6 separate regions of the Mus musculus genome follow, and all the other regions are linked to region 1. Evidence: chromatin loops called from intact Hi-C (ENCODE). Cell type or tissue: left cerebral cortex. All regions are shown on one strand. Region 1 overlaps Aopep (aminopeptidase O). Region 2 overlaps Aopep (aminopeptidase O). Region 3 has its middle 21 kb from the start of Aopep. Region 4 overlaps Aopep (aminopeptidase O). Region 5 overlaps Fancc (Fanconi anemia, complementation group C). Region 6 holds the start of Gm40981 (a long non-coding RNA gene).

The links. Peaks named below come from ENCODE experiments on the same cell type or tissue, not always from the same donor. Only the 100,000 strongest peaks of a DNase experiment are listed, where the experiment ranks them.
Region 2: it touches region 1 in a loop (3-fold over the local background); 11 of 42 quality-filtered maps call a loop at or near these places.
Region 3: a loop joins it to region 1, with 2.0 times the contacts of the local background. A loop is called at or near these places in 5 of 42 quality-filtered maps.
Region 4: a loop joins it to region 1, with 3.0 times the contacts of the local background. A loop is called at or near these places in 15 of 42 quality-filtered maps.
Region 5: it touches region 1 in a loop (8-fold over the local background); 38 of 42 quality-filtered maps call a loop at or near these places.
Region 6: a loop joins it to region 1, with 2.3 times the contacts of the local background. A loop is called at or near these places in 19 of 42 quality-filtered maps.

Annotation. Positions count from the first base shown.
Region 1 is chr13:63,044,688-63,049,687 of GRCm38, reverse strand. The region is part of intron 3 of Aopep (aminopeptidase O); the gene reads right to left. Among named protein-coding and RNA genes, the nearest start is that of Gm46422, 48 kb to the left of the region's middle. In left cerebral cortex, CTCF peaks have their summits at 2,891 (motif pointing left) and 4,022 (motif pointing left); DNase peaks (open chromatin) are centred at 2,888 and 3,389; H3K27ac peaks cover 1,289 bases.
Region 2 is chr13:63,253,858-63,258,857 of GRCm38, reverse strand. All of the region lies in intron 13 of Aopep (aminopeptidase O), which reads right to left. Among named protein-coding and RNA genes, the nearest start is that of Gm16907, 41 kb to the left of the region's middle. In left cerebral cortex, a CTCF peak has its summit at 1,958; DNase peaks (open chromatin) are centred at 1,900, 4,871 and 4,977; H3K27ac peaks cover 846 bases.
Region 3 is chr13:62,941,327-62,946,326 of GRCm38, reverse strand. No RefSeq gene overlaps it. Among named protein-coding and RNA genes, the nearest start is that of Aopep, 21 kb to the left of the region's middle. In left cerebral cortex, a CTCF peak has its summit at 2,046 (motif pointing left); DNase peaks (open chromatin) are centred at 623, 4,655 and 4,899; H3K27ac peaks cover 132 bases.
Region 4 is chr13:63,241,903-63,246,902 of GRCm38, reverse strand. The region is part of intron 13 of Aopep (aminopeptidase O); the gene reads right to left. Among named protein-coding and RNA genes, the nearest start is that of Gm16907, 53 kb to the left of the region's middle. In left cerebral cortex, no CTCF peak of the experiment used is centred here; DNase peaks (open chromatin) are centred at 2,149, 2,326, 3,004, 4,301 and 4 more places; H3K4me3 peaks cover 3,903 bases; H3K27ac peaks cover 4,391 bases.
Region 5 is chr13:63,328,492-63,333,491 of GRCm38, reverse strand. Fancc (Fanconi anemia, complementation group C) reads left to right here. Exons shown (of 15, transcript NM_007985.3): 9 at 1,599-1,651; 10 at 2,872-2,971. Among named protein-coding and RNA genes, the nearest start is that of Mir3074-1, 30 kb to the right of the region's middle. In left cerebral cortex, CTCF peaks have their summits at 697 (motif pointing right) and 1,910; DNase peaks (open chromatin) are centred at 711, 1,900 and 3,088; H3K27ac peaks cover 2,131 bases.
Region 6 is chr13:62,917,658-62,922,657 of GRCm38, reverse strand. It overlaps Gm40981 (a long non-coding RNA gene), which reads left to right and starts at 4,823. Exons shown (of 3, transcript XR_873589.1): 1 at 4,823-5,000. In left cerebral cortex, a CTCF peak has its summit at 2,850 (motif pointing left); DNase peaks (open chromatin) are centred at 2,814, 4,750 and 4,973.

The DNA of each region.
Region 1 (5,000 bases):
TTCGAGCCAGCCTTGGACTATGGGGGAACTTCCTGTGTCCTGGGAGCTCTTGGGTTAGTATATTGTGAGTCTTGCAAACTCTACCTTCATCCAGGGAAGTACTGCATAGGCAGCAGGGCTTATATTCTGGAGACCCTGCCATTTGCAGTCAGCCTTCCTTGTAGACAGAACTGATGGAAGTTTATTTCTTTAGAGTAAACCATGGGTCAGTGCTGACTTTGAACAGGTAGAGTCCAGTTCCTGCTCCATACCTGCTAGCTGGAGCATGTTAGTGTCTCTGAATACCTTGTATGTACTAGAGGAACAATCGTAATGCCTACCTCACAGAATCATGTGAGGAATAAAGTGGATAAACAGGTACAAGTCTTGAGGCACAGTGCTGACCACAGTGTTTGTCCCTGTCATTGTCACTGGGCTGTCATCATCTAAACCACTTTGTTCTACAGCTGCCTCTCCTAGCCATCCAGGATAACTATTCTGGAGGCAGAAACAGGATGCTTGAAGGTATGGCTGCCACATGTGCCCTAAAACCATGACCTGATGAGGCCCACATTTGGAGTTTAAGGTTGAATGGCACTCAAACGCAATGAAAACAAAGTGATCCATTTAAAGGAGAGCGACAGCCCAAAGGGGGCATCCTGCATGACTTCATATAGAATGGGCCATTTGGAGACTATTTAAATGGTGTTTACTTTCAGTGAGCTGTCCTCCATGAAATAGATAGTGAATGCCTTCATTTTCTTTTTTATTCATTGCACTTGTACCCAACCCCCTCACAGGACCAGCTGTAAAACAAAGAGAACACACTGTACTTAAATTAGCCCAAAGTTTTTCCTCTGTAGAAGCCAGAAGCCCGTCATACCCCTGGATGACTTCATAGCCAGGTCTGGACTAATTAACAAGGCAGCAGAGATGGGGGCTCTGGAGACACCCAGAATTAATAGTGCTCTCGTTCTCTGACTTGAGCAGCCAAGTTTGTCCTCCCTTTCACACAGATTCTTTAACTGTGGGCTTATGAGCCCTCCTCAAACAGAGATCAGAACTTTTTTATACTGTATACCCCAATACCATTTTCTTAAATTAGAGCATATTTAGAGGCCTATTTCAATAATCTCACAAGGCTGTTGTGCCATGAGACATCTGTCTTACAAGCATGGTAGCAGCTACAATAAGACTCAAACATTTTCATCTTCAAAACAGAACTGAAAGTTTCTTTAGAGATAACTGGATTTTTGGAAGGATAACAGGACTTGAAAGGGACTAATTTTCAAGTCAAAAGAGATGATCTAAAAAGTTGGGTTTGGCTCTAGGTGCAGCTCAACTATGAGTACTCAGGCAGCACGCACAGAGCTCTGGGTGTGATGCCCACCACACTAAATACACCACAATTAGAATTCACTTCTCAAAGTAGGTACATCATAGCCTAGAAATGCTAACACCATCACCTGAGGTGCTGCTTCATTCACTGCTTGGAAAACTGTCCTCAGAACAGCTTTGGAGACTCTCTTCATAAGGAGGTAATAAGGTACAAGTGAGGAGAGGCAAAGATGACAAGGAGTCAGCCTCAGCTCGGTGGGTGACAGCCGGATACCAAGGGGATGTGAGTGTGACTTTGTATCTTACACTTGTGAAAATCTTAAATATTTGAGACGGGCATTTTTATAAAATGAAAAAATTAGAAAATCAAAGTCCTGTAGACACATTTTGGTCATATCAATTAGCAATAGTAAACTAATGTGGGTAGTCAAGTCCTGTATACCTGGTATATCACTAAAACTCCAAAGGCAGCAACCATCACACACAGCTATTTCTGCACAGGCAAGAATGCCTGATATTTAAAGAGTTAGTGGCAAAAGGTTGTTGTTAAATTGGCAGAGTCCTTGCCTTGCGTACAGGGAAATTAAATTGGTTAAATCCCATGCACGGCTTAGACAAGATATGGTGGGACACATTTGCAATGTGAGCACCTGGGAGGTAAAGGTAGGACACAAATTCAAGTTCATGATTGACTGCATAGCAAGCTTGAGGCTAGCTTGATCACCATGAGATCTTGTCTTAATTTAAAAAATAACAACAAGAATAAAAATCAATAAACAAAAACCAGTTTAAGGCCAGCCAGATACATGAGATTTTAAAAAGAAATTGTTGTTTTCTCTGAAAATTTAAAAGGGCATACAAAGTTTTCCTACTGGAAGCACTCATGTAACCTTGGAAGCTTTCTGCTGTCGGGTAGACCAACAGAGTGAAGCCCTCAGTGATGTCAGTGTGCTCTTATGTGACATATCATGTTTCTCTTCTCAGATCCAATGTAGTTCCTATCTTAAGACTATTTCTCTAGCCACAATCCCTTCTTCAGAGCTCCCTGCCCAAATTACTCCATATGGCAGTAATGCTTTGGGAAGGTCATTACAAATGCAAGCTGTATAGGAATACGTGCATTTATGAGTATATGATAACCACATTATATAAATATGAACACCACAGGAACATGTGTAAGCACTATGTACACACTGGAAGGAATGCAGGCTCCTCATTTCATTGTTCTTCCCCTCATGGTATCCTTCTCCATCCCCAGGTACTTCAGCAAACCCCAGCATTCTTTCTGTTACAACTGAGACACTGCAATTACATGACCTACTTTATGAGCTTTTGGCCCCTCTGGCAAAGCCTTGTCCACATCAGTCTTCCTCACTATTGTTCGAGGGCTGAAACTGGCATCAGGTGGGCCAATGCCCATCAGCTTTCCCTTACCAGGCCAGACAATGGCTTCACAGGCCAATGCCACCCTACACAGAGGTCTCAGGTCTCTCTCTTTGCAGGAAGTATAGCCCTGGACACAGACGACTAGGAGAGAATAACCTTCAAAGGTAAAAGAGCGCCACCTGCTGAAGCGAGAGGGGCTGTGTAGATTGTGAGCATCCCATGGTTTCAAGGCTTCCCTAAAGGAACACTGGCACCAGTCTACCAGATCTCCTAGATAGACATGACCATAATGAAGATGAGTAGCTCCCCTGAAACACAAAGGACATCAGTGGGCTGAATACCACCTTTCCAGATGGTTGGTCACAAGACAAACATTAATGCCTTGCATGCAAACATTCATGTATGTCTAATCCAAGAAAAATTTTACACCAGTGAGAATGGGCAAATAAAACATGCTGGCAGAAGCACTGTGGTCTGAGAGAGAGAGAAAAAAAAATCCTAACATACTCTGTGTATATACTAAGCAGAGCAAGGAGGCAAGCAAGCTAGTGAACAGCAAATCACAGAATGAAAGCCCTGGAAAGTGTAAGACATCATCTGAGTCCACATGAGCAATAGAAAAGCCAAACACAACCCTCACAATGTGAGGGCAGCTGTCTACTGGAAACAAGGAATACGTTCACTGTGAAGTATACTCTAAGGCACGCCCACCCCACTTCTTCATAGCATCTGCATGCAGTACCGAGGTTCTACTTCCAAAACTAGGACACTCTACCTTGCATTTCCTTTTTGTGGGCAAAGTACTTACTTGATCATAGCCACCCCTAAAGCTTTTTAATTTACTGCCTTCTCACATGGAGAGAATGTGGAGCATTCTCAACACTGCTATTTATTTTGAGCCATCAAAATAGGGTGGGGGAAGCTGGCTTTTTGTCTGGGAGAGTCTTGCTCCTTAGTCATTTTTCCTGGAATTTCCCAGTCATACGGAAGAGAATGTCAGAGAGCTGACATATTGTACAGTCCAGACAGAGAATAGCATTTTGCCCAAAGTGAAATAACGTTTATGCTCTTTACAATTGAAAAATGGGGGGGGGGGGAACCAGACAAAGATCCTAAAAAAAAATCATTAATTTGAGGAGTAGGAATATGCCAAATTAGATTTATAAAAGTAAAGCCAGGGGGCTGGAGTGACAGCTCAGAAGCTAAGAGCACACACTGCTCTTGGAGGTGCCAAGGTTGGTTGCCAGCACCCACATCCAGGGGCTCACAACTACCTAAAACCCCAGCTCCAGAGGATCTGATGCCCTCTTCTGGCCTCTGCTAGCACTACACTCAAGTAAACACAACTTAAAAATAAAATCTTGAAGAAACAAACAAAAATTACTAGAGGAAAGTGATAGCATAGTGATCTTCTTTTTAAACATGTGTGGTAGAAACCAGCAACCATGTTCATAGGGGAAGCTATGAACATGGTATTGCCTCTGTCATTAACTATGTGGTTTTAAATGCCTCTGCCAGGAGCTACTTCCATTTGATTTCATAGACCATATTCAACAGATACATTTCTGAGCCCTATTAAACACAAAGCATAGCAGGTAGAGATGGAGAGACTGGCATAGATCAATGGGTAACATTTCTGCCAAAATGGCTTCATGCTGAGGAAGGTGAGTAGGAGTTAAACAAGTTCATCTGTGGCCTTTCTGGGGAAGAAAAAAAAAAGAATAATGACTACTTAGCTAATAAAATTCTTATGATACTCATTGCCCAACAGCCCCTAACCATTAGCCTTCCTTTAAAGGACCATCAGGAGGAATGATTTCCTCATGGAACACAGACTCAGAGGGCTCTCTTCTAATTTTTGTTTCTTGCTGAATGGCTGCTACCATTTCTCTGATTAGCCCCAGATGGAGGCTGGCTCCCAACTTACTGAGAGCCTTCTCAGTAAGTCAGCTGGTGTCTGGTAAATGTGCTAATAGGGCTGATGAAGTGTCACTGTGATGGGCAGGGATGAGCTAGGCTGGGCAGGGTTGTATTGCTCATGCTTCTAGAGGTTGTATAGAGCAGAGTCAGGGACCCAGAAAGCAGGCCTACAGGGAACATCATCTCCTACCATCTACCACACACTCCTCTTGTCTGAAGTCCACAGACACAGCTGTGAATGATGCCCACACTCCATAACAACCACTCAAGTCCCATCCATGGGCTTTAGCAATATGGTTCCCTGCGTGTCTTTTGATAAACTCCAGCTCTGGGGAGAGTTCTTTCTCCTTTTCTACCTCCACTGGTCCTCGGGTTGG
Region 2 (5,000 bases), 210 kb before region 1:
AACTACAACCAACTCTTGGGAACATTCAACAGAATGCCTTCCTTCCACCTTGGCTGCCACCTTGTTGAGAACATGAGTACCAGGTAAAAATCACACACAATAGGTGCTGAGCCTGCATGCTGGGAGGTCTCACACGCACTACTAATTCTGCTGGACTGAGAGGGGTTTCCAGCAGTCCTTCCAGACTCTCTCCACACAGGCCTGGAGGCATACTTAACCATGACAGCCACATCAACCCTTAAGGATTCATAATGAACTGCCCTGTAACACAAGGTACATCTGGAGCCAAAACTATCTTTCTGAGCTGATCAGCTGTCTGTTCAAATATCAGTGCCTGAGAGTCAGCCCAGCAGCTACTGTCCCTCTTACAGAACTTGGCATGGAGAGCTGTGAGTCAGCTCTCTCCCTTCCTCTTAGGAGGCCTTGTGCTCTCCCTCTAGCCACTGCAGTCTAGCTAAAGCAGTCTTCTGGACAACCACGTATTCTCACAACAATGCACAGCCAGTGTTCTAGGCTCCTACTTCCACTCCACATGGTGGCGAGCCTGCCTAGGACTGAAGGGCTACTTCTCCAGCTTCCCCACGACACGCGCCACTCACTTGGGCAGAACATCTGCAGCTCATCAATGGAGCCAGCAATGTGAGTGACCTGCCACACCGAGGATACCACACAGCTTGCAGGACTTTGGACAGGCCAGTGGCGACAGCCCCGTGTTCACGGAAACACAGCAGATGCATTTCTAATAAAGAATCTATAAAAGTTCCTCAATTCCATCAATTAGGAACTACTGGTTTAATTATTGAGAGCACCACAAAACAGGGCTCCCAAGACTCATCCAAGCTGCTTCATATTAAAATGATGTGCATAGTCTGAAGCACAAGCCAGCAAACATTATGTGGGGGTCACAGAGAAACTGGGAAAAAAGAAGAATTTAAGATACAAAAATCACTTTCTCAATATAAATCAACATACTGTGTATCACACACACCTCTGTCTCCCACTCTGAACTCTGACACTTAACTACCTCGAAGTTGCTAAAGGCCCATGTGCATGACTGATGGCAGAATGAAGACACAGAGGGAACAGGGCAGCAAGAACCACATCAGTGAGCACATGTAAAACAATGTCTGTGTCCTTGGTATGTATCCAAAATAACGGAAAACTTATGTCCCTGCAAAAAGCCATGAGTCCTTCAGCAGCATTATTCATGCTGGCCTCAAGGGAAAACAACCAAACTGACTACTGGAACAGAGCTAGATAAAATGTGGTACATCCATACACTGGAATACTACTCAGGAATGAAAAGGAACAAGTTATAATCCTATATTACAACAATGGATGGGCCTAGGAATATGCCACACAATGAAAGGCAAATGGAGTAGTATGCATTCATATTTATAAATCATATAGTTAATTCTACTGTTATGAAACACCCAGAAAATACAAATCTACAAAAAGGAAGACTGCTTGTTTCCTGTGACAAGGAGAGGGGTGTGTGGCTAAAAATGACTACTAACCAGCACTGAGAATCTCTGAGGGTGATGAACACATTCTAAAACTGGATCTTAGAGATGCTTGTACAACTTGACTAATTCAATTAAAAAAAAAATCACTGAATTGTTTATAGTATGTAAATTATGCCTCAAGGCTGTCCAAAATACAGGCGTGCTTACAGAACCTACAGCTGGAGCCCTGGGCAGCTGTGGAGCGAGCATTGGGTCTGTACTGCGTGGCTTTTACTTTCCTGACTCTGGAGTGGAAAAGATGACATCAGCCCATCAGCATCAGGAGAACGCAGAAATCTGCTCTTCAATTTCCTCCTGGATAATAGAGGAGTGTGGGGGAGACATAGGCATGCAGAGGAGCAAGCAAGTCTGTTCCTTCTTCATTACAGAGTTCAAGCCAGGTCACAGCCCTATTAGACAGGAACCAGCTGGGCCCAGTCAGTACTGCGCACTGCCCAGTGGGGGCAGTGCCGGGGCCTGGACACTGCAGAGCCAACAACACCAACAATACAGGACTTTTACAAAGAGGTGGCGGCAGACAACAGTAAGGAAATGAGCCGGGCTTGTGCTGGCCTTTAATCCCAGCACTCGGGAGGCAGAGGCAAGTGGATTTCTGAGTTCGAGGTCAGTCTGGTCTACAAAGTGAGTTCAAGGACAGCCAGGGCTATACAGAGAAACCCTGTCTCAAAAACAAACCAAAAAAAAAAAAAAAAAAAACAGAAAAAAACAAAAAACAAAAAAAAAAAAAAAAAAAAAAAAAAACAGTAAGGAAATGAAAAATTGGTGACGTCCCAATGTTTAGTTCATATATCCTAAAACAAACACAAGCCTTTGACCATCCAAATCTCTAAGTTAGGCTGCACATGTTAAAATCAACATCAACTTAATAATTACCCATAATGAAAACATCAATCTGCAAACCAGAGTGTACAGTGACCTGAGACGCCCTAGCTTGCTGTCCCCTCCCATCTCTGAAAAACCTGACATTTGTCAAGCTCCAACTGAACTCCCCGCTGTAACCTGGAGAGGCCCAGCAGACAGTGTACAAACTGCTTTGCAGAGCCCTGTACTGTTGAGCACGGTATAGGGCTGACGGTTCTTAATAACGGGAGGCCAAGAGGGTATGGGAGACATGGAATAAGGATAATCTGGTGACACAGCACAACCAGGCCACCCAGACAGTCCTTGCTACCCAACGCATAGAAGGTCCCAGGCAGAAGCCCACCATCACCTGCCCACTCAGAAGGTAAGCACCTTAGGACTGCAATTCTCAGAGGAGGTTGGAAAGGGAAAGGAAATAATACAAAGTGCACACATGAAAAGATGACCAAACTGATAGAAATGGGGTGTCGGTATTTTTAGATGCAGTTAATTTGGGCAAAGATCCATTTGATGACAAACAGATTGCCATGGAAACGGTCAAACAAGCAGGAAATAGGAAACACTCTATGCATCTCCTTTCCCACTAACCCCAAGAGAGTTCCTTTTATTTTGAGGGAAAAAAGTAATAAAACTGTCCTGACTGCCAATATCCCCTTCTACTGAGAGTTACTACAGCCTTGCTGGCTGGTGGTACTGTGTGCAGAGGCCCAGAACAGGCACATGGCCCGGTCTGTGTACCCAGGAGCCAACAGGGGTACACGGACACCACTGGGAACTGCTGTAGCCATCAGTTGGGCGTCACTTCCTTTGGCCTATGAAGTCCCTAGTCCTTCCTTTTACTGACAGGAGGAAATGGGGAGAATGTTCCAGAGGCCACCACCCTTCCCCTAATGGAGTCTGCAGGGCAGTGACTGTTATCTGCCAGCAGCATTAGAATGCTCTAAGAATACTCTAAGAGGACTGTTGGACACAATGGGTGGTGTCTTCTTGTGACTCACACCCGCTCGCCCTTCTCACTCATTTCATCTTCTTTCTGGACTCTGCACGTTAACTTCAGAGAGAAGACGGGATCTGGGAGGATGAGACCACAACCTGCCAATACTGTTCCTGCTAGCTAATGCAACATTTGACATGAAAATTATCCTACATAAAAAATAATTTCTTCCCCCATAAAAAATTCAAGAATGTTCATAATCCAGAGGGCATGGGAGTTTCAATCCTTAGCAATTAGGAAGCCACAGTCAGTCCACTGGGCTTTTTCCAAGGACCCTTTTAACTACTTGAAAGTGACAGCTGATTACCAAGTAACAGTGTGGCTCACCTATAAAACCCTTCTAAAATGTATCGATCCTCAATTACATAAGCAAGGCCATTCTGAGAAGCCTTTTTAATCATGCATAGCCCATTACTCATAGCTGAGACATACACAGCCCATTTCTTTAGCATCTAAGTGGGCTTCTCTTAGTAAGTCTGAGCTTAGGGAAACATATTAACTACTCGAAGTGAATTCTTCCTGAGAACCACAGTTGGGGTGGAGAGCACATCACTTGTCTTGAAGGCTGCACTAGCTTCTCTGTGCTCAGAACAGCAGTAGGTACTACACTGTGAGCTGCTAGACCTTGCAAGCTGAGCTTACTTGAGACCTCACCCCAAAACAGTAAAACAGCTCTAGTGGCTTCCACTAAAGTCCCCTTGGAGGAGCCAGTGGAATTCCCATCAGAACCCCAGTGAATTCTGCTGTTTTCTGAAGACAGGGTTTCAGGTAGAGCAGGCTGGTCTCAAATTCCTTCTGTGGCTGAGGATGATGACCTTGAAGTTCTGATCATCCTGTCTCCACTTTCTAAGTACTGGAGTTACAGGAAAAGCATCGACCCAGGACAACTTCTAAGTGAGACTGGAAAGCGTGCTTCTTACACTACTCTGATTCATCTAGTTGGTACCTGCCAGAGCAGTGTCTGTGCAGTTACCTGCAACTTAACACTGGGGGCATTTCAGCTGGCTTGAAGACACCAAGCAAGTATTGCAAACACCCCAGTGGCCTTTACTACAGCTGCCATTCCCTACCTATCCTCAGCTCTAGGGCTCCTGTCCTCTTCATCTAAAAGACAAATGACTATAAGGCCTGAAAACTAGAAGGTCATCACTTATAGCATTAGTGCCATGGTTTGTGAGCAATGACACACGGGCAGCATTCTGAAGCTGCCGTAGGCTTGAGTGGCCAAAAGAAAAAAGTAGAATGTGAGATTTCATTCCACCTGTGTGATTCCATACCCCAGTGTTGAGGACTCTAAGGAGGGAGGAAAATGCTAGATTTCAGCTTAATTGAGCTGCTGACCACAGCATCACTCTGTTCTCAGGAAACCACACGTTCTGGGAAGAGAAACGAACAGTTCAACCACAGTTAGCATGACTAAGAAAACCAAAGTAAAATAAAGGAGTGGGAAGTACAACATCCTTTGAAAATGGGAGCTGTGACTGAACTACTGTTGAAACAGCTTCTGTCTTATTTCTGGATAATGCCCTAAGATACATTATAGCACGACCCTAAGATACATTATAGCTGGCTGTCTACAAACCAAGGAAACAGTGTACTTGCCAGTAAAGGTTTTCATA
Region 3 (5,000 bases), 100 kb after region 1:
AACCAGCCCCTGTTAAATGTTGTCTTTATAAGAGTTGCCTGAGTTATAGTGTCTGTTCACAATAGCAAAACTCTAAGTAAGACGCTGTTTAGAACGGAGTGGGGGGAGTGGTCAGCTGAAGACACTGATTCCAGCAGGAGCTGCAGAACCTTGCTTGCTGTTGTGTGCACAGGGACTGTAATGAAAAAGAGACATAAAACTTGGCATCATGGTGTTCCATAATCCCAGTTCTCAGGAGGTGAAGATGAGAGGACTATGAGTTTGAGTCCAGCCTAGAAATAGAGTAAAATAATAAATAATAAATAAATAATAAATAATAAACAAATGAGTTATTAAAGTACTTCTTTAAAAAGCATGAGGACCCGAGTTCAATCCTCAGCACCTATGTAAAAATCTGTGGAGGCAGAGAAAGGCGGGCCCTAGGGCTTAAGGGGCAACCTAGGGAGTATAAGGGCTTGAGGGCCAGCATAATTGACAATGTCCAGGTCCCAGTGTGATAGCCTGTCTCAGGAAACAAAGGAGATGGCACCTAGGAATGATACCCAAGGTTGGCCTCTTGCCTCCACCCACACATTCACACACACTTGTTCTCCTGTAAGGACACACCTGCACATCAACACTCAGCTGCACACCCCCTCACGCACACTCCAACGTAAAGATGGTGCTACTGAAATACAAAGATATGTTCAGACTCTTTAGGAAAAGCAATCCACGTTCTCAACATGAATGGTTCTGTGAGCTTTCAGAAAGTCAAGTTAGAATTGTTCATACTCATTTTGTGTTTCAAATACTTTAGAAACTACTCCGGAAAAACTCAAACTACCAAAACAAATACTTTAGAAGGGGGAGGTATGGGAAAGGAAGAGGAAAATCAGGTCCAAGCCCACATCCTTAATCCCGGCCTTTCAGAGACCCCCTCCCTGTCCTCCTGGCTTCCTGTGGTTCCCAGCCTTGACCCCTCTTACCTAAAGCTCATTTATCTCACTATAAACGACTCACCATTTTTCACTTCATGTCACTTTGCATCTGTATCGGGTCTTTTCAGACACTGTAATGTTATCTCGGTATAATGCACGCCAGTTGCTGCATTTCAGAATGGGATGCCATTTACTTGGGTAATGAGGGAGGGTGCTGCTTTCACTGAAAGCCGGAGGCTTTGGTCTTAGTATCAATAACACTCCTCCATCTCAGAGGAGAGCACTTAGCATAGCACACTCACAGAGCAGTTGCTGCCCGTGCACAGATAAACTCAAGCTGGGAGTGGGTGACCTGCTTTGCTTTCTTTCTGTTTCTGGTATGAACTTGTATTTTCCTTTCCAGACAAGAGGCATTAGGGTTCAGCCTGTTACCGTGAACTGCAAGCTTTCGGAGTATACAGAGGACCCTTGTAGGGTTAGAGAGTCACATTAAGCGCAGATGTACTTTATAACGGACTGACTCCAGCCCCGTTTGCCTTTTGGGGAACTTGGTATATTCCCTCCATCAAGCCTTTCTCATTGGCGGATTTCTTCCAGTCCATCCGGTTTCACACAATCCCAGAACTACATTCATTTGCTAGGGCACTGGTACACGGGCAGAGGGTCAAGTGGTCGGGCGCGTGGACCAAGTTGAGCCTCCTGTGTTGGAAGCCCGGTGGGGAACACCTGGTATCGTACCCCCTCTCATCCAGAAAGGGATCAACATAGACTAAGCCCTCACAGTTGCATCTGCGGTGTTGAACTGTAAATGACAAGGACAGTTTGTGACTCCTCCGAAGGAAGCCAAGCATCTGGAAGGCTGCTTGGACCTGCTCCTCATTTATGCCAGATAGTTTTGTAGTTAACACTGGGTTCCGGTCTGCAGCAACTGGAGCCGCACAGGGGGGGAAATACGTACTTCTATAGAGAATGACGTATGTAGCTGCTTTCTCCCCCTTTAAGTCATGTCAAAATCTGCTTTTGTGGCAACTGAAAGCTAATAGTTAAACACACACACACACACACAAAGACAGTCCACCTCCAAACTGTTCGAGTTTTCCTCATGAATTCTGAACACCTGCTGCCTTCTCCTGGCTGGTCAGTGTAAAATGAGCTTGGGACGTGCAAATAGGACTTCTGTAAAAACACTAGCATCTCCAGGAGAAAAATTCCTTTGTTGTCAAGTTCAAGAACTCTTTCTGTTTGAGAAAATGACCCTGGGTTTTATAGACAAGATGACTGATGATTCTGAAACAGAAAAGCTGGAACCTGTGCACCGTTAACAGGAAGCTGAGAAAGTGGCTGACTGGATAGTTTGCTCTTCTTTGGTCAGAGGAAAGTGCCCTAACTTTCACATAAACCTACCTTTGTAATTATTTTGGAGTTTTATTTCCACTAGTGGATATTTGTTCCTTGACCACCCAAGAGTTCTTCTCTGCTGGCAGCACTTTAAAATCCTCTCAGGAAATCTCTTTCATTCTGCAAGTTGATGTTGGGAGCTGGGGGGCAGAATTTGTCCTACCTCCTGCTCCAGAGGTAGGCTATGGTGGCCAATAAAAATCTGGATTTCCAGTCAACCTAACCAATAACCCAATGTTAGCCCTGGAGACACAAAGGGCATTTGTCAGGAAAGCATGCTTCTGCCTTCTTCCACAAGTGCAAAACCCGAGCCAAACAAAACAATATCACAAGTCATTCTTCCTCCGAAGGGGACACGTTGGGCCTGGAGTTGCTGCAGACAGGAAGGAGGAACTATGTGGTAACTGAGGATGCAGTTAAGACAGACAGCAACCAAGACCTTGGACTTCCAGCTTTCTGCATCCTTGTTTGGGCCTGCCAGATCAAGCTTTCTTTGAGGCCAGCACCTATGCAGACATTTCCATTATGTAAGCCAAGAGACTCGCTTGACTGTTTAAGCCAGGGCGAGTTGGCTTCCCTGTTGCTGATGACAAAATAGCCTTGGATAATACAAGCCCCTTGCTTCGAGCCTTTCATATCCCCCACTGTCTATAAAAACAAGTTAATGGATGTTTGTAGACTTGGTTGTAGTGCTAAGTGTCGTGGTATGTAAGTATGCCCAGTTTCACTAAGATGTATATATTAAATTTGTACAGCTTTCTTTCTGTGTCAATGATATCTCAATAAATGTTTTTTTTAATAATTAAAAAAAAAAGTTTAAAACCTTTAGCTTAGCATCCAAGACAATACAAGACTGGTACAACGCCAATCTATTCTAGCCAAACTAATCTCATTTTACTTCACAGAATCTTGTTCTTTTCTGGGTATTATCCCTCCTTCAAGGTTACTGTCCTTAAACATCACACACACACAGAGAGAGAGAGAGAGAGAGAGAGAGAGAGAGAGAGAGACTGTTTAAATATATTACATACATGTATAAAATGTTGTAATTGACCTTATTATGTATACTCGATTTTTTTAATTAATTATTCTTCTCTCATACAATACATCCCAACTCCAGCTTCCCCTCCCTCCACCCCTCCCAGTCCCCTCCCCACTTCTCCTCTCCCCCAGATCCACCCCATCCATCTCCCTCCCCCATCCCCACCCCCAGGAAAGAGCATGCCTCCCAGGGATGTCACTGAATAGAGCACGAGATACAATAAGATCTGGAACAAACCTTCACAGTAAGGCTGGGCAAGGCAACCCAGTAGGAGGAAAGGGGTCCCAAAAGCAGGCAAAAGAGTCAGAGACTCCCCGATACTCATTGTCAGGAGTTCCCAAAAGTAAAAAACAAAACAAAACAAACAAACAAACAAAACTGGATGGAGCTTGGGAACTCTTATGGAAGAATAGGAGAAAGGACTATAGCTCCTAGGGGATAGGAACTCCACAGGAAGACCAACAGAAGCAACTAACCTGGACCCTTGGGGCTCTCAGAGTCTGAACCACCAACCAAAGAACATACATGGGCAAGACCTAGGCCTCCCTGCACATATGTAGCAGCTGTGCAGCTTAGTCCTCATATGGGTCCTGAAGAACTGGAGCAGGGGCTATCCCAAAAGCTGTTGCCTGTATCTGGGATATGTTCTTCTAGCTGGGCTGCCTTGTCTGGCCTCAGTGGGAGAGGAAGTGCCTAGCCTCATAGAGAATTGAAGTGCCAGAGTGGGGGGATGTTCAGGGGGGGGCCTCCCCTGCTCAGAAGACAAGGGAGTGGAGGATGGGGGCAGAATTGTGGGAGGGGTGACTAGGAGGGGTCAGTGAGTAGGATGTAAAGCGAATAAGTAAAAAATAAATAAATAAAGACAAACAAACAAACAAAAATTAACCATCATTAATTAGTCAAATTTTGTTAGTGGACTATATCTCTTAACCCCTCAAATCCCAGTGCCCATGGAAACAGATGAAGTAAGCATATTTAATGAATACATCGTTACTTTGAAAGCACACTAGGGGTTTCTTAGTCATAAATGTATATTAAATGGTCATAAAATATAAACTGGTGATTCAAAAGCCGCCTGGACCGGGTAAGTCGGCCAAGTAGGTGTGCAGTTTGACAACCCTAGTGCCCTATATTGACGTCCATATTCTATATTGACGGCTAGGAATGATGGCTGGCCACTCAGAAGGCACCCAGATCAAACCGTCTGCAGAATGCCTGTGTGTATGGTGCTGGCAAGGCATCTTCTCCCACCCACCTTCTCCTCCCCTTCTTGAGGTCCGTTTACAAAGTGAAGAACCCCTCCCCACGCCCCCATGTTCTGCATGGCCTCCGCAGAGGTTTTTTTTTTTTTTTTAAACTCCTTAAAGCTTTACGGCACTCTGTGGTCTATTACCTTTGCATTCTTTCGTGATCTATACTGCGGTGGAAACAGGCTGTCCTTCACATTTCATAGCCCGGGTGTTTAATGACATCACTCTGTGAGACGAAGGCAAAGCCATAAGAAAAATCCAATTTGGCCCACTCTAGCCCCAGTTGCCTTAATTAGTCTCCATTTTTAATGCAATGAAAGGAATAAACCTCAAGACGGCCGGCCAGGAAAATTATAAGCTTTCAGGTACACTGGGTTACAGTCATTTTTTTTT
Region 4 (5,000 bases), 200 kb before region 1:
AGAACGAGCTTCCAAATATGGAAAGGAAGAGCTAACACCTGAGAGCGACCTTGAAGGGCTGGAGTGTGCCAGTGTCCTGAGGTCATATGTACTCCCTAGAAGGACAGTATACACCACTGCTCCTGCTGACAATGCCCGCACGTGAATTACAGGAAAAACAGTCGGCTTGTTCCCTGTTCAGACGTATTTACTTGGAAGTAAAAGGACATTTCAAGTCACATGATAAAGGGTGAAGGAACAGAAACGGTGTCTAATTTCCTTCCTGCTCATATCACACAATCGATACGAAAGAAAGGAGGGTGTTTATAAAAAATACCCTGGAGAGCCAAATCAGACGTTTCCCCAAATCCCCCCCAAAAGACAGGACCAACTCACTAGTTCATATGAAAGTGAAACTGAGGTAGGACTTTCACAAACCTGCCTGCCTGCGGCCTGTGGGGTAAAGGGGTTCTCAGAGGAAAGCAAACCCAGGGGCCAGCATCAGGCTCAGCCTCAGGTTCTCCCACCTCTAAGCCCTCCTTCTAGAAGACACTAAAGAGACTGTCTCCAGGAAAGCCAGGGAATCTTCATGGAAAACCAGTAAAGAACAAAATAAATAGCAAGCTTAAACAAAATGATAAAAGGTTTTGTTTTGGCTTTTTTTTTTTTTTTTGGTTAATTGCAGCATCATGGAGGATTGCAAACGTAAATACCACTGTGAGCTTCATCATCTAATCAATGCCACAAATACTTGTGAGGCCACATGTGGTCTTCTCCAAGTGCGGGGCTCTCAAGGTTGAATATATATCAGATACACATTGGCTGACGTCTAGGCTGAATACACTCAAGTGTCCGCCTGCTGTAACACATAATTAATGGAAACAATGACAGGTCCTAACCCAAGGTGACACCAGTAGGTGCTACTAAAAATAACACATCTTATTAGTGCCATATGAGCACAGGCACAAAACAGCAGCTCATTAAAATGCCTAAGATGAGAGTGAGTGCCAAGGAAAGCATTCTGTCACAGGAATGAAATTAACGCTGCCTATAAAAGTAACTAAAAAGCCACAAGAATGTTCTTCTCCCACCTCCCTTTTCCACTCTTATGTTTTATATGAAAATAGCTTTCATCTTTCGATGCAGGAAAGAATTGGTGGTGGCTGGCATCAAACACACTGAAATCAACACAAGTGTAATTATCAGCATACTTTCAAGTGTTTTCAAAATACATGCTGGTTGAGATTGTCTCAATTTAGAAATGTGCGCTTTGTGCTGGTGGTTGAGGACTAAGAATTTTAGGATACTGCCCAAAGCATTATTTTTGTAGCAGTTACTTGACTAGCTAATATTGCACCAACGTACACAGAGTGTCCGATGCAGTCTGCACTGTCTTTGTGTGGGTTGTGGCGGGCTTCAGTGGGACATTCACGTCAGCTGCTGCACATAAATCACTCAGAACTGGGCTTGACACTCGGCAAGTGTCAGCTATGGGTGCATTAATGGTTCCACTCAGAGAGGCTGTGAGGAGGTGCGTGGGGACGAGCGGGTGACTGTTGTTAGGAGTAAGTGCTGAGGGCAGCCGGTCATGGTCTTAATTTTTCCTGTTAGACCAGTTTAAAGCTGGCAGGGATTTCAGAACACACAGAGATGTCAGAATCTCTTCTGGTTTTAAGTTGTAGACTCTTAAAAAGAATCAGTCTAGGGAACAGATGAAAATTTAATGGTATAACATTACACAAACCAGACTGTCTTCCTGAGGCTACAAAATATAGCAATTTTCTCTTGGTCCAGCTTAAAGAGAGCAAAAATGTCAAGATCTTGCATGATTTGATCTGACATGAGATTTGGATATAGAATGTTCAATATTGTATTTGTTAAAGATTTATTATAAATACAAGGGTAGGAAGAGGTATAGAAACAAGGCCCAGGTACACAGGATTACTTAAGCATCTAAGCAATACAGTAAACTGCATACAGACACACAGACACACACACACACAACCCTCCCCGGCTTGGTTGCTTCATAACAACTTTCATTAATTACTCTGCACCCATCACTCACATAAGTCCTTTTCCAAAGGCAAGGCCCAGGACACAAAGACACTCTCTGAGGAGGTGAAGGGCGGCTGGTAATTCATTAGAACCCATAAAGCTTTTCTATGGAAATCAAGAATCAATGAAGCTATTGTATGAGACCATAGCTCGGCAAGTGTGGACTAGTTATGGATTCTCACAAAGCAACAGTACTCTTAAAAGAGGCAAGGGCACCATGCCTAGGAAACTCCAGGGGAGCCTTGCCTCAGGTATAAGGGCAGCCACCCATACCCACCAGGTTGCTGGGTGCAGGGAGTGGCTACCAGTAACTGTGGGCACTTGGCTGCATGCTCCCAGCTCTCAAGGGTTGCTTTTACTACTGGCTTGTGCATCCAGGGCTACAAGTGATTGAAGTCTATCAGCCGCCACTGGCTGCTGTGAGTCCAGTAAAGAGTTAAGTAACTTTAAAACAAAACAAAAATCTTAAATACTGGTTTCCAGAATTACAACAGAATATAAAAGACTTATGTCACAAAAGACAAACACTGTGACAAACTATTTCAAGCCTAAATCACCTACCTTTAACATTCTGGGTGCGCTCGCGCTCGCTCGCTTTCTCTCTCTCCCTTTCTCTCTCTCTCTCTCTCTCTCTCTCTCTCTCTCTCTCTCACACACACACACACACACACACACACACACACACACACACACACACACGGCAGAAGTGTAGCAAGTGCACACTGCGTCTCAAAGGCGTAAACAGAATGTAGACCTCCCTGAATTCACAGACTTAAAAGTCACGGTGCATTCTCACCCCAACAGAGATCACCACTGCTTTTGTGGCTCCAAGTCAAGTGTGTAATAAGAAAGGTGTTGTAAAAACAGATTAAATTGCTCCAAACTTTAGCATTTTATCAGAAGGAGAAGAGACAGAGCTGACTACTTGCCGCTATGGGCCATGAACAGCTCGGGCCATGTGCCTCACTCCCCTGTTCAGTCTTTATATTTAACCTGGACACATCACTATGAGTTTAAGAAAATTGTAAGCTCCAAATTGTGACAGAAGTCAACAGTGTCGGCTCTCGGTGACACTATGACTCACAAAGGCTGGTTCACCACCCTCTGGACCTTTGCTTCAGATACACCAGACACAGAGGATGGCTTGTGAGTCACCCCAGTGGCTGGAAAGCCAGCCTATGAATACTTCTGATCTCAGCATGCACACAAAGGCTAAAATGGAAATGGCAAAGGGGGTTTTCTCTAAGTTATTAAATGTGCAGTAATCAAGAAGTCGGAGTCTTTTGAATCTTACAATAGAGAGTTTTCTTTAAACTCCAAGTGCATTGTCTTTAAAATATACCATTGCATAAGGTGCTATTGTGTTATATATTTTAGTTCTTAGAATAATGAAGTTATCTAAACTCTATTTTCATGTACATACCTTAAAATATTAATTCTTACTGTATAATAGTGATACACAATTTATGTTTAAAAGTTAATGTGTTCTTCCAAAGTCAATAATAGATCATGTAGCAAAAGCTATTACAGTTAACACGCGTGCGCGCGCGCACACACATACACACATACACACATACACACACACACATACACACACACTCTTTTCACTGTTGGAATCACAGCTCTAGCCAGCCCCACAGAGCTAGCCCAGGACTGTAGTCTGTGTGCTATGCACATTCTCGTTTTTTTGTAGCCAAATTTACTCAGACTAAATAACAAGCATTTGAAATAACAGAGAAAGGAAGAACATCAGAGTGGGTGGGAAACAATTCAGGAGCAGGAGAGAGGACACGGGCTTGAGGTAATCTGGTTACAGCCGTGGCAGAGATAGGAAGCTAGGACAACATGGAAAGGGATGTCAAGGGACATCCTGTGGAGATGTAAAAGGGAGAATGAAGAATGATGGTCCTTCAGATGGGTACATAAAGTCCTTAAAGATGGCTTCCTGATAACAGGAATGGCCAGAGAGAGACAGGACATGAGGCCAGGGCAGTTAGGAAAGCACTCCAGTCACTCACAGGGTGAGGTGGCAAAGTCACTCAGCTTGTTCCATTTGCTTCTTCACAGCTCAGACTTCACTGCACTGCTTTTCTGGCTCAAACTCTCAGCTAATATTTCAAGCTCCATCAGACTATGCCCATCATTTAGTGCCTGAGATGATTTCTTTAAGGGTAAAACAAAATGTTTCCCATAAAATGGCATTCTTTCCACACAGCTCGGATCCTGGCCTGCTGCCTGCCGTGGCTGTTTTCCTTTCTCAAGTTATCCCAACAGTTCTGTTTTTACCAGGCAGTAAGAGCCGCCTCCACCCATGGAAGGAAAACGTTGCAGTCCTAGCATAGTTAGTACCGGCCACTTAGCTGAAGTCACTCGGATCTAGTCCACAGACCATTCGGCCAGATCCACCTAGCCCAGTCCAGTTTGGTCTGATCTGGGTTGACTTCTGAGAGCCTCAAGTGGGGGACATTTGAGGAATGGAGGACATGGAGAGAGGACATCTGGTCATCAGGGGAGAGGGCAAGGACAAAGAAGACAAAGGGGCAGACAACAGCTAGGTCTAGAACATGCATGCCTGACATGAACACTCTTATTTCAGTCTTGCTAGACCAGTGAACGCAGACACATGCACAGTGGGGCACAGAAAGTACATGTGTTAACTTGCTTGTGGCCCAGCAGACATCTCAAATTTTGTTTTCCTTTTTATTTTATTTTGAGACAGATCTCTTTACACAGCCCTGGCTGTCCTGAAACTATGCAGACTAGACTAGCCTTAAACTCATGCCTTTGCCTCTTGAGTGCTGGGTATTAAGGTACAAGCCAGGCAACTTATCAGAATCAACAGTGAGCGACCTACTTCAAGGCCCCCCAGCAACAGGATCAAGTCCTAGCACCAGACTTGGCATGAACGCTCACCTCAGTAATCCCCTAGGTCCTGTGCCTTTCAGGTTGCACTCTAATGCCCTTGG
Region 5 (5,000 bases), 280 kb before region 1:
TTTTGGTAGCCACCCAGTTACTTCTTAAGTCTTCTCTTCTTTACTGTTTAGAAATCCATGTTATCAGACCACATGATTCTCAAGTCTTCAGTGGCTAGGGTAGGGTAGTTAAGCCATTTGGAATAAAAGAAAATGGTTTTCCTTACCTGCATCAAGTTCTGGTCTGATTTTCCTTCAGTGCACATTCAGCTCTGTGTCTGTGCCTGCGGGTGTGTGGCTGTGGTGGGGGTCTTCAGATTTTGTTGTTAGGAGGTGCATTCCTACATAGAACAGAATTGTTCTGGCAAACTTAGCTGAGTTGTATTTCTTTACGAGATCCAATTTGATTTTTTTTCTGTTTGGATTTTTCCATTATGAACACATAGAAACTCTTTCAGTGTTCTCTGGGCCTGTGTCCAAGTGCATGAACAACTGTTAGTATTTACAGTGAGGCTGAGAAGCAGGCAGATTAAATGACTTTTGGAGATCAAAGCCATGAAATAACCTGCCATTCTTCTGTTGTTAATTTCTTAAGTAGGTAACAAGTTTATGAGGATTTTAGGTTTGCTTCATTTGGAGAAAGATGTACGTTGACAAAGGGTTAGAGATCATGGGTTGCTTTATTTGAAAAGGAGAAAGCATTAGCGTGCAAATCATAAATGTCTTTGATGAAAAGGACAGCCTCCCATCATTTGTGTGGCAGCCTGTAATGGTCATGTATGGCCACTAGATGGCACATACTCCATGTTGCAAGTTAAGCTGCCATGGCAGAATTAACTATTAAGTGGGAAAGCCAAAGAAACACTCAACTTTCTTCAGGGTGGTTCAGAAAAGTCAGAAAAGTGATGCACAGGATCCAAGGTGGCTAGAAAAAAAATGTTTCCCAAAGCTAGTCATAGCAAACACAAAATTACTCCAGAAATTCCCTTTATTGGAGCCTGGCCTACTTATCTCTGGATGCCATTGTGAAATGTTTTATAATACAAATAGGCTTTTTAAAAAAATCTATCATAAACTCAAGTTTTAAGCTCTGACTAAAAATATAAGTAAGCAGGCTCTTCCTAGGCCTCAGGAAGCCAGTTTCTATAGACTGAAACCATTAAATCCTACTGACAGGGTATTCTAGAAAAGATTGGGGAGCTTTCACCGGGTGTCACGTGGCTGTACTTTCCATTAACTGCTAACTGTACCCAATAGTGGTGGCCACCTGATTCTTAGGTGCTCATTACCAACTATGGGACGAGGATGGTGGGGAGGTGGATGGTGAAGGTCAGCAGGTGGAGTGTGCTGCTGAGTAGGGCCTGAGTCCTGTTGTCATAAAGTGCTTCTTAACCACTCATGAAACTTATTCTTACATACAGGCTTACTATAGAAAATGTGGTATATAACAGGAATACAAAATAAGTAAATAAAGTTTGCCCACAGCCCATGCTCAGAGAGAACCACTGCTGGCATTTTATGGGTTTTTCTGGGTACCAAGTACTTTTTCTTTTCTTAACCTAATGGAATGTGTCACTTTTCTGGAGCAGCCCCAAACTTCTCGTTTGCCTAATAATCCAAAGTTGTTATTGATAGGTTCCTCTTGTATTTCTCTGTTTCATGGTCTTTTCTTTTTATAGCCTCAAGCAGCCTGCCAACCTGCCATCTTCAGAATTGTTGATGAAATGTTCAGGTAAATATACTGTCTTTGGGAACAGTTGGTCTCTGGCTGGTGTGGGAACGTAGAGGTTTGCGCTCTTGGTAGTTAGGGGTGAAAACTCAGAAGTTGCTGTGCATTGAAAAGACAGCCTCCGGAGTGTGGTGGCATTCTTTAACCTGTTTATACTCAAATGAGGTAGAGAAGTGGGATTCATTTGGGTACTGAAATATCCATGCAGCGTTTGTCCCAGCTCCAAGTAAAGATGCAGTACAGCCCTTCACCACATGAGGGCTGGCTGGGCTTTGTCACAGACCTAAAGAAAGCCAAAAGGCACAAAACTATTTTGAACAGAAAGAACTCTCTGAAAGACAGAGGAAACGCCACATTTCAGCAGAATGGTGTTTTTATTTGAAAGACTAGGTCCTAGGAACTTGTGCTTTGTTTAAAGGACCAGTAACAAGAAGTGTGTAACACACCAGTTGGCTCTGCTCCGAAGTCATGAGAGTTGGCACCTATGGATTCCTATAGATACACTAAGGTCAGAGGTGTTGGACCCAGGAGCTAGTTACGGAAGGTTGTGAGCTGCCTGATACGGATGCTGGCAATGGAATTCAAGTGGTCTGAAAAACCAGCAAGTGCTCTTAACCACTGAGCCATTTCTCCAGACCTAGAAAAGGAGTGTTTGTTTGTTTGTTTGTGGCCTTAAACTCAGAGACCCACCTGCCTCTGCCTCTGCCTCCTGAATGCTGGGATTAAAGGCAAGCGCCATCAAGCCCCAACACAGGAAAGGAATTTTTACAACCAATACCTTACCATTTGTGTTGCTCTTGAAACATACCAACTCTTAACTTAAATGGCCACAGGTATAAGAAGACATGTTATTGTTTTTGTTTCGGGATAATCAAGTTTGAGATTTCTTTCTTTAAACAAAAAGAAAAGTTAGTTGTGTAAAAGGGCACGGAAACTAAACCAAGGACATCTAATTCCACAGCCCCACTCTGGTGATTCTGACTGTGTGTGTTGGAATCTCCACTCTCCAGGCAGCTCTGTCCTCACTGGTAAAAGCAGAACACTTGTTGCTAGCACTGTCTGGTTTGTGAACACCGAAGTACCCATGGGAAGGCCATATGAGAGAGGCTGGAAGGGTGGCTGCTCCCTCCTGCCTTCACTCAGGAGCTGCAGTCTGATGAACTAATGGGCTTGCATTGTGTGTGGAGCAGCAGGGTGCTGTCACCTCCCTTTGCTTTGTTCAGGTTTGTGCTGCTGGAAACTGACGGAGCCCCAGAAGTACTAGCTGCTCTTCAGGTTTTCACATCGTGCTTGGTAGAAGCTCTGAAAAAAGAAAACAAGCAGGTACCTCACCCGGGGGATGCTGCTTAGTCACTTCAGAGTGAAGCCGGCTACTGCTGCTACAGGCATTTGGTAACGAGCTGAAAGGATCTTTATTTTTCTGGTGTTGGAGACCACCCACAGCCTCACACGTGTTAGGCGCATGCTCTGACACTGGCTACGCTCCCAGCCTTGTTTTCAGAAATGTTAGTGGAGTCTTGTTCACAAAGAAAGCTTCCAAAAGACCACTCCTGTGGAGATGAAACATTTTCACTAAAAATAACTTAGGAGTTTGTCTTTCTTCCCCATGCCCTGTTCCTAGAACCATCTGCCCACTGCTGTGCCTGAGTGTGGCTTCACATTGGCCAGCTCTCTAGGGGGAGAATTCCCCCTGGCCCTCTGTGTTTGTCCTTCTGTTTGCATTTGGCCTTGTGGCCAATAAGAGACATGGAGTCTACCCAGGATGTACTATAGGAATGGCACACTGGGCGCTCTCAGTGATCACTGTCTTTATTCCCAGCAGAGCTTCAGGAGACAGGGGGATGGGAAAAGGAAGGCATTTGAAGAATGAGTGGAGGTTAGATGCCTCCAGTAGACCAGAGGACTCTAGGTTCCCATCAGCAGAGGTTGGACAGCAACTGCAAGGGCAAAATACACAGGAGCTTCTCCTATCTACAGCTTTGGCTGCTGTAACCAATGGCCACAGGGCTAATGCTTATGTGATGCTTGCCTCCTCAGAGTAGTACTGTTCTAGACACCTTTCTTGTGGGTTGTGGCCTCATTCCCTGTGATGCTGTCTGCCATTTGACTAAGGGCAGAGCTCAGGTGCTCAACCTACTAAAATCCTACTCAGCCCAAGGCTGTAGAGGTCTCTCGGGTTTTAGCAGGGGTTTCTGCTTTCTAGGGCAACTATAAACCTGCATGGTTTATTCTTACCATCCCTCTTTCCCTGGAGAAGTTAAATAGATGGAGCATACGCAGCCTGGCATCTGGGAGGAAACCTCGGCCAATGCACTGGCTGGTACTCACTGTTGTGAGCACAGCTGTAAGCGTATGCTGTCCTCTCTCACATACTCTTGGTTCCCCAGGGAGCAAACGGCCTTCAACTAACATCATCCTTGGATTCCCAGGATGCCCAAGTTGGGACTGAGGACAGGAGGAAGCTTTTTCCTCAGCTTGACTTGAGTGTTGTTCCGGGTTTGCCCTAAGTCTCTGCTGGTCTTGGTACTGGAGTAACGGTGCCTTTAGTTTAGGATAGTGTCTGCTGACCACATGTGTCTAGGGGTGAGAGTGACACACACTGGGCCCTGGCTTGAGGCAAGATAAGGATTCAGCTGCCTTTAACTCTACACAGGGGAGCAGCCGTCTCCTGACTTTGCAAAGCCTTCACATCCACATGTAATAATTTATTTTGTCATCCTGATGCTGCCCCTGACAACCTACCTACTGAACTGTGTATGACTGGCTCACTCCCCCTGACTCAGGTGCACACTTTATGCCCGGTCATGATGCTGTCCTGCTTAGTCCATGCTGACCCTCTCTCCTTTGCTTCACTTATTGATAATAACATACATGGCAGTGAAGCCACCTTCAGACGATACTTGAGCCACTGGTGGTGCTGACTCTTGTGTGCCCCTCTTCTGCCTGCCTCAGTAAACACACGCTGAGGTTGCATTCCTGACTCCTGTTTCTCCAAAATACATTGATTAGCCACACGGGACAGCAAAAGGGTTCTGGCTGGGGTCGTGTCTGCCCTTTATGAGACACACAGAAGCACATAGGATCCCTGGGCCTAGTTTCCCTGCTCGGTTAGGCTGTGGTGAGAGGTGGCTTTGTGGCAGTCTGCTACATAAATGGAGCACAATATAACCATTTTCTGGTTCCTGGCATTTGGGCTATTTGTATATTTGCTGTCTGTTATAAACATGTTATGGTGAATATTTGTGGGATAGCAAGAGTCACCTTGTATCTGTTTATAAGGTACAGAATTCAGTCTCACCAGTCCAACCATGTTGATTGCCAAGTATGGTGCTCTCTTAACCCACTCACGTCC
Region 6 (5,000 bases), 130 kb after region 1:
AAAAAAAACCACACTACATGTAATGGAACCTACTCATGAAACATTACCATGTATGTGTGATCTAGAGTTTGAGGAAAACTTTGGGCTACCTAGTGAGACCCTGTCTAAAAACAAACAAACAAACAAACACACCCACAAAGTAAAAACAAACAACAATATCTCAAACAATAACAAGAAAGCTGGGTGTGGAGGGTTATGCCTCCCAGTGTTAGGGAAGCAGAGGTAGGTGGATCTATGTGAGTATGAAGTCAACCTGATCTACATAGTGATTTCCAGGATAGTCAGTGCTACCGAATAGAGGATCCTTTTATCAAAAGTCCAAAAACAGACCAAGCAAAAATACAGTACAATGTAACAAAATCCTAAAACACTCAAAATGAAAACTATTTTTAATAAATTCCAGCTTTGCTTTGGATGAAGAGGAAAAAAAGTGGGGGAGAAAGGCAGAGGTCAGTGGGTATCATCCATGACACGCCCACCTCCCATGTCAACACATTCTGTAACTATACTGCAGTTTTCGAGTTTGGAAACTGACCTGATACAAATTAAATGCTGTAGAATCACAACTTTACCTGACCTCCTCCATGTGAGCGCGTGCGTGCGTGCATGCGTGTGAGAGAGAGAGAGAGAGAGAGAGAGAGAGAGAGAGAGAGAGAGAGAGATTTCCTCTCATGCACATATTTACATAGTCATTCCGGCCACATATAATCAAGATGCAGAACTCTTCTCTCACCCAGCCACCCTTCCATCTTCCCCATTCCATTCTCATCTCTAGAATCAACCCACTGGTCTACTCTACACCTGAGTGACATTTTTCTTAAGGTATTTTTATTTTACTCTAGGTGTACGGGTGTTTGCCTGTGCATATGTCTGTGTCCCGTGTGCATGCTGGATGCCTGTGGAGGCCAGAAGAGGTTATCAGATCCCCTGGAACTGGAGTTGCAGAGGATGTGAGCTGTCATGTAAGTGCTAGAAACTGAACCCTGGTCCTCTGTAAGAGTCACAAGCACTTTTCAATGCTAAGCCATCTCCCCTGCCTCTCAAACCTTTTTTTTTTTTTTTTTTTTTTTTTTTGGAAGATGAGCAGAATGAAAAAAATAAGAGAAACACGAAAGCATATTTGACAGGGAGAGAAAAGTTTCGATTTTGGGCAACTTTGGTTGGTTTCCTGTGTGTGTATTTATACACATACACATATACATCACTATTCTGCGTTATAAATGTATTTCTTATGGAGAGTTTCGGGGGGGGGGCAGGGGAGAATAACCCTGTGCTATGGGATTTCCTGCATCACCAGCCAAACCTTCAAAGCTGCTGCTGCCCACCAAGCCTCTGATTAATGACTCTTAGCTTTATATTTGTATGGAAATTCATCATCTGAACCCTAAGTTTTAAAAACTCATGTTCAGAACTAGGTCTAGGGTTTGGGAATAAAACAAGTGACCCCAGGTAGCTTCAAGACTGCAGGTGTTCTAGTCCTCCACACATGGCCAAGAGAAGCCAGGAGAAAAGCACGACCTCTAATAATGATAGTCCTGGAACTATTTTCTATATGTGTGACAGTTTACGTGGGAACAATTGGCAATTTCAGGAACGTTGAAAAGATTACCACAATTTAAATAAAATATTGGTTAATAAAAGGCTATGCTCCTTGGCTTATGACCTGCTAAGCACATTACAATGTGTAATATATATACATATTGAAGTTAAATATTCCTACTAAATGTGATCACATTTGGATCATCATAAAACTTGCCAGTCAAATGAACATGGAGCTAGGGTAGGGACATCTTTTTCATGCTGGTGGCAGGGTTAATGTTTTTGCAATTTTAGTGTGTGTGTGAAGGTTTAAGATATCTGGCTATGAATCAAGTCAATAGGTAAAGGTCCCCATTTGATTTTCTTTTATTTGTCGTGATTTAGAACAGCACAGGGCTTGTGAGTGGCAGGTATTTGGTGACTTTATCATAAATTTTAAGAGATTCGGGCAAGATTTCCCCCTCATGGCATCTCCTGGCACCCTGATCATTAAGGTATTGATAGAATCCTGTTCAAAAGCAGTATGTTGGGCCGCTGAAGCTAGAGAGATGGGATGAACAGATGGGGGTCTTGTCTGTCTATTATCTATTTTTCGAGACAAGGTCTTGTTGGCTAGCCTAGAACTCACCATCTAGACAGGCTGGCCTTGAAACTGCACAAATCATCTTGCTTTTGTCTCCCAGGTGCTGGATTTATAGGTGTGAGCCCTGCTTAATCTGTTTAAGGGTGGCTTAAACCATGCCTAGCTCAATCTGTTCTTGATTTGTGTCTATCCCTGGATGTATTTTCTTCGTAATCCCTTGCAATATTTGGGCACCAGTGTTACATATGCCCCACAACGTGTCGTTGATCCTTTTACCAAAAAGCAAAGGAAAAAAACCCACCTAACTCTGGTGAAGTTCTCGCTCTACAAGGCTGAGCTGTTTGGAGTACATCTTGGCTATCTGCGCAGACCTTGAATAAGCAAACTATTAGTAATAGTTTGGACCTAAAGTTATTGACTTATCAGGCCTTTCAAAGTACTGAACATTTTATTGTATGATGTCACTTGAGCAAACTTCCTACAACCAACAATACAGTCTTTTCTGAAATTACCCTCCTTTACAGCAAACTTCCCAGCTGTCTACATTCATTTTGTGAAGACAGAGGCCGTGTACATTCTGCTTGTTTTTCTTACTGCTACACACTGATGACAGATTGCCTGGAACTGGGTTCCTTACATGCAGTTTTATTCATTTTTCCAAATACCGAGTTAAGATCCTTGCTGGGTTTTTTTTGTTGTGGGAGGCCAGCTAGGTGTCTTACCCAGGAGCGCCCCCTTGTGGCTAGCACATCGGCAGCCATGTGCACAAATCGTCTGATAGCATAGCTTCTTTTTTTTTTTTTTTAATTTATTTTTTTATTAGGTATTTTCCTCGTTTACATTTTCAATGCTATCCCAAAAGTCCCCCATACCCACCCCCCCAATCCCCTACCCACCCACTCCCCTTTTTGGCCCTGGGGTTCCCCTGTACTGGGGCATATAAAGTTTGCAAGTCCAATGGGCCTCTCTTTGTAGTGATGGCCGACTAGGCCATTTTTTGATACATATGCAGCTAGAGACAAGAGCTCCGGGGTACTGGTTAGTTCATATTGTTGTTCCACCTATAGGGTTGCAGTTCCCTTTAGCTCCTTGGGTAATTTCTCTAGCTCCTCCATTGGGGGCCCTGTGATCCATCCAATAGCTGATTGTGATCATCCACTTCTGTGTTTGCTAGGCCCCGGCATAGTCTCACAAGAGACAGTTATATCTGGGTCCTTTCAGCAAAATCTTGCTAGTGTATGCAATGGTGTCAGCGTTTGGAAGCTGATTATGGGATGGATCCCTGCATATGGCAATCACTAGATGGTCCATCCTTTCGTCACAGTTCCAAATTTTGTTTCTGTAACTCCTTCCATGGGTGTTTTGTTCCCATTTCTAAGAAGGGGCAAAGTGTCCACACTTTGGTCTTCGTTCTTCTTGAATTTCATGTGTTTAGCAAATTGTATCTTATATCTTGGGTATCCTAAGTTTCTGGGCTAATATCCACTTATCAGTGAGTACATATTGTGCGAGTTCCTTTGTGATTGGGTTACCTCACTCAGGATGATGCCCTCCAGGTCCATCCATTGATAGCATAGCTTCTTAAATCAGCAGTGACAAACTGATGGTATCTCTCCCTCACTCATGTGCCTTAGCATTTCCCAAAGTGTTCTTCAAGGCTAGGCGGATGAAGGGGATGCTTTGTCTAGTCCATCTCTTTCCATCTTGCTATGACCTCAGAAGATACCTACTCTGTGTGCCATGCTACAAAGGAAACTCAACCATGTTATCTTTGCCTTGCTCTGCAAAGATGGTCCCCAGTGTGGTGACTTGCTCCATATAACCCAGGCTGGCATGTATAAGGATTCATACTTTAGACACAGGCCTTTTCACCCAAAGACCTGTTCATGCATGTGTGGTAGAAATGGCCTTCCAACATTGAAAGCCACTGTTTTTATACGATGGCCATAGAAATGTTTTATAAAGGAAATTTATTTTGTGAATACTTTAGATATAATGTGCATAAATTTCAGCTTTTTTTAAAAATAAGATCCCCACAGCAAAACAAGTTATATGTTTTGACTACAAGTGGAAGTTTGCATGATGTTGTCAGGGTTTTAGGAACATTACAGAGTACAAACCTTCCTTTTGTGCTTGTTTAAAAAAAACCTGAATTGTTCTAATAGACCCTGTGGGGCTGTATGTGTGTGTGTGAATAAGACAGGAGTTTGATAAAGTTTCCCTGAACCACGTACTAGGAACTGAGGCCTACATCTTTTTTTTTTTGTTTTGTTTCTCAGGTGGCATGAGTACTTATTTGATCTACACAGACTCACATTCTGGATTCACAGACCTTCCTAGATCATTATCTGTGTTTGGATACAGCTTTTCTGAGTATGTTATTATGCTAATTGTTTTCTTCATGACCCAACAAACCATTTCTATACATTTTACTAACTGGGAAAGTAAAAAAAAAAAAAAAAATCACTGTTTTAAACCCAGGTCTTCTAGAAGGGAGAGCCCAAGCTAGAATTAAAGTGTTGATTTTCCATTGCAGAGGGAAAAACCAAGACCCTGGAGAAGAGCCAAAACACCAGGAGGCAAGACACAGCACAAGGCCATACTGTCTGGGACATGGCAAAGAGCCACTGAGAGTAACAGCACAGCATAGGCTCAGTGACCCCTCCCCAAGGAGGAGTCCTTCAGTAAAGCCCTAACTCTATGACAGAGGTGACATTGATCTGCCTGACTTGGTCCTGTCTGTGTGTCCCTGTAAGATACACCTCTGAGGTAGCTAAGTGTTCCTTACTTCTGGGTTGTATATTCAACAAGGAACAGCTTGTGGTTTCTCAGTCTCATTTCGATTTTCTGCCACAAGCAACTAAATTACAGACCTCCT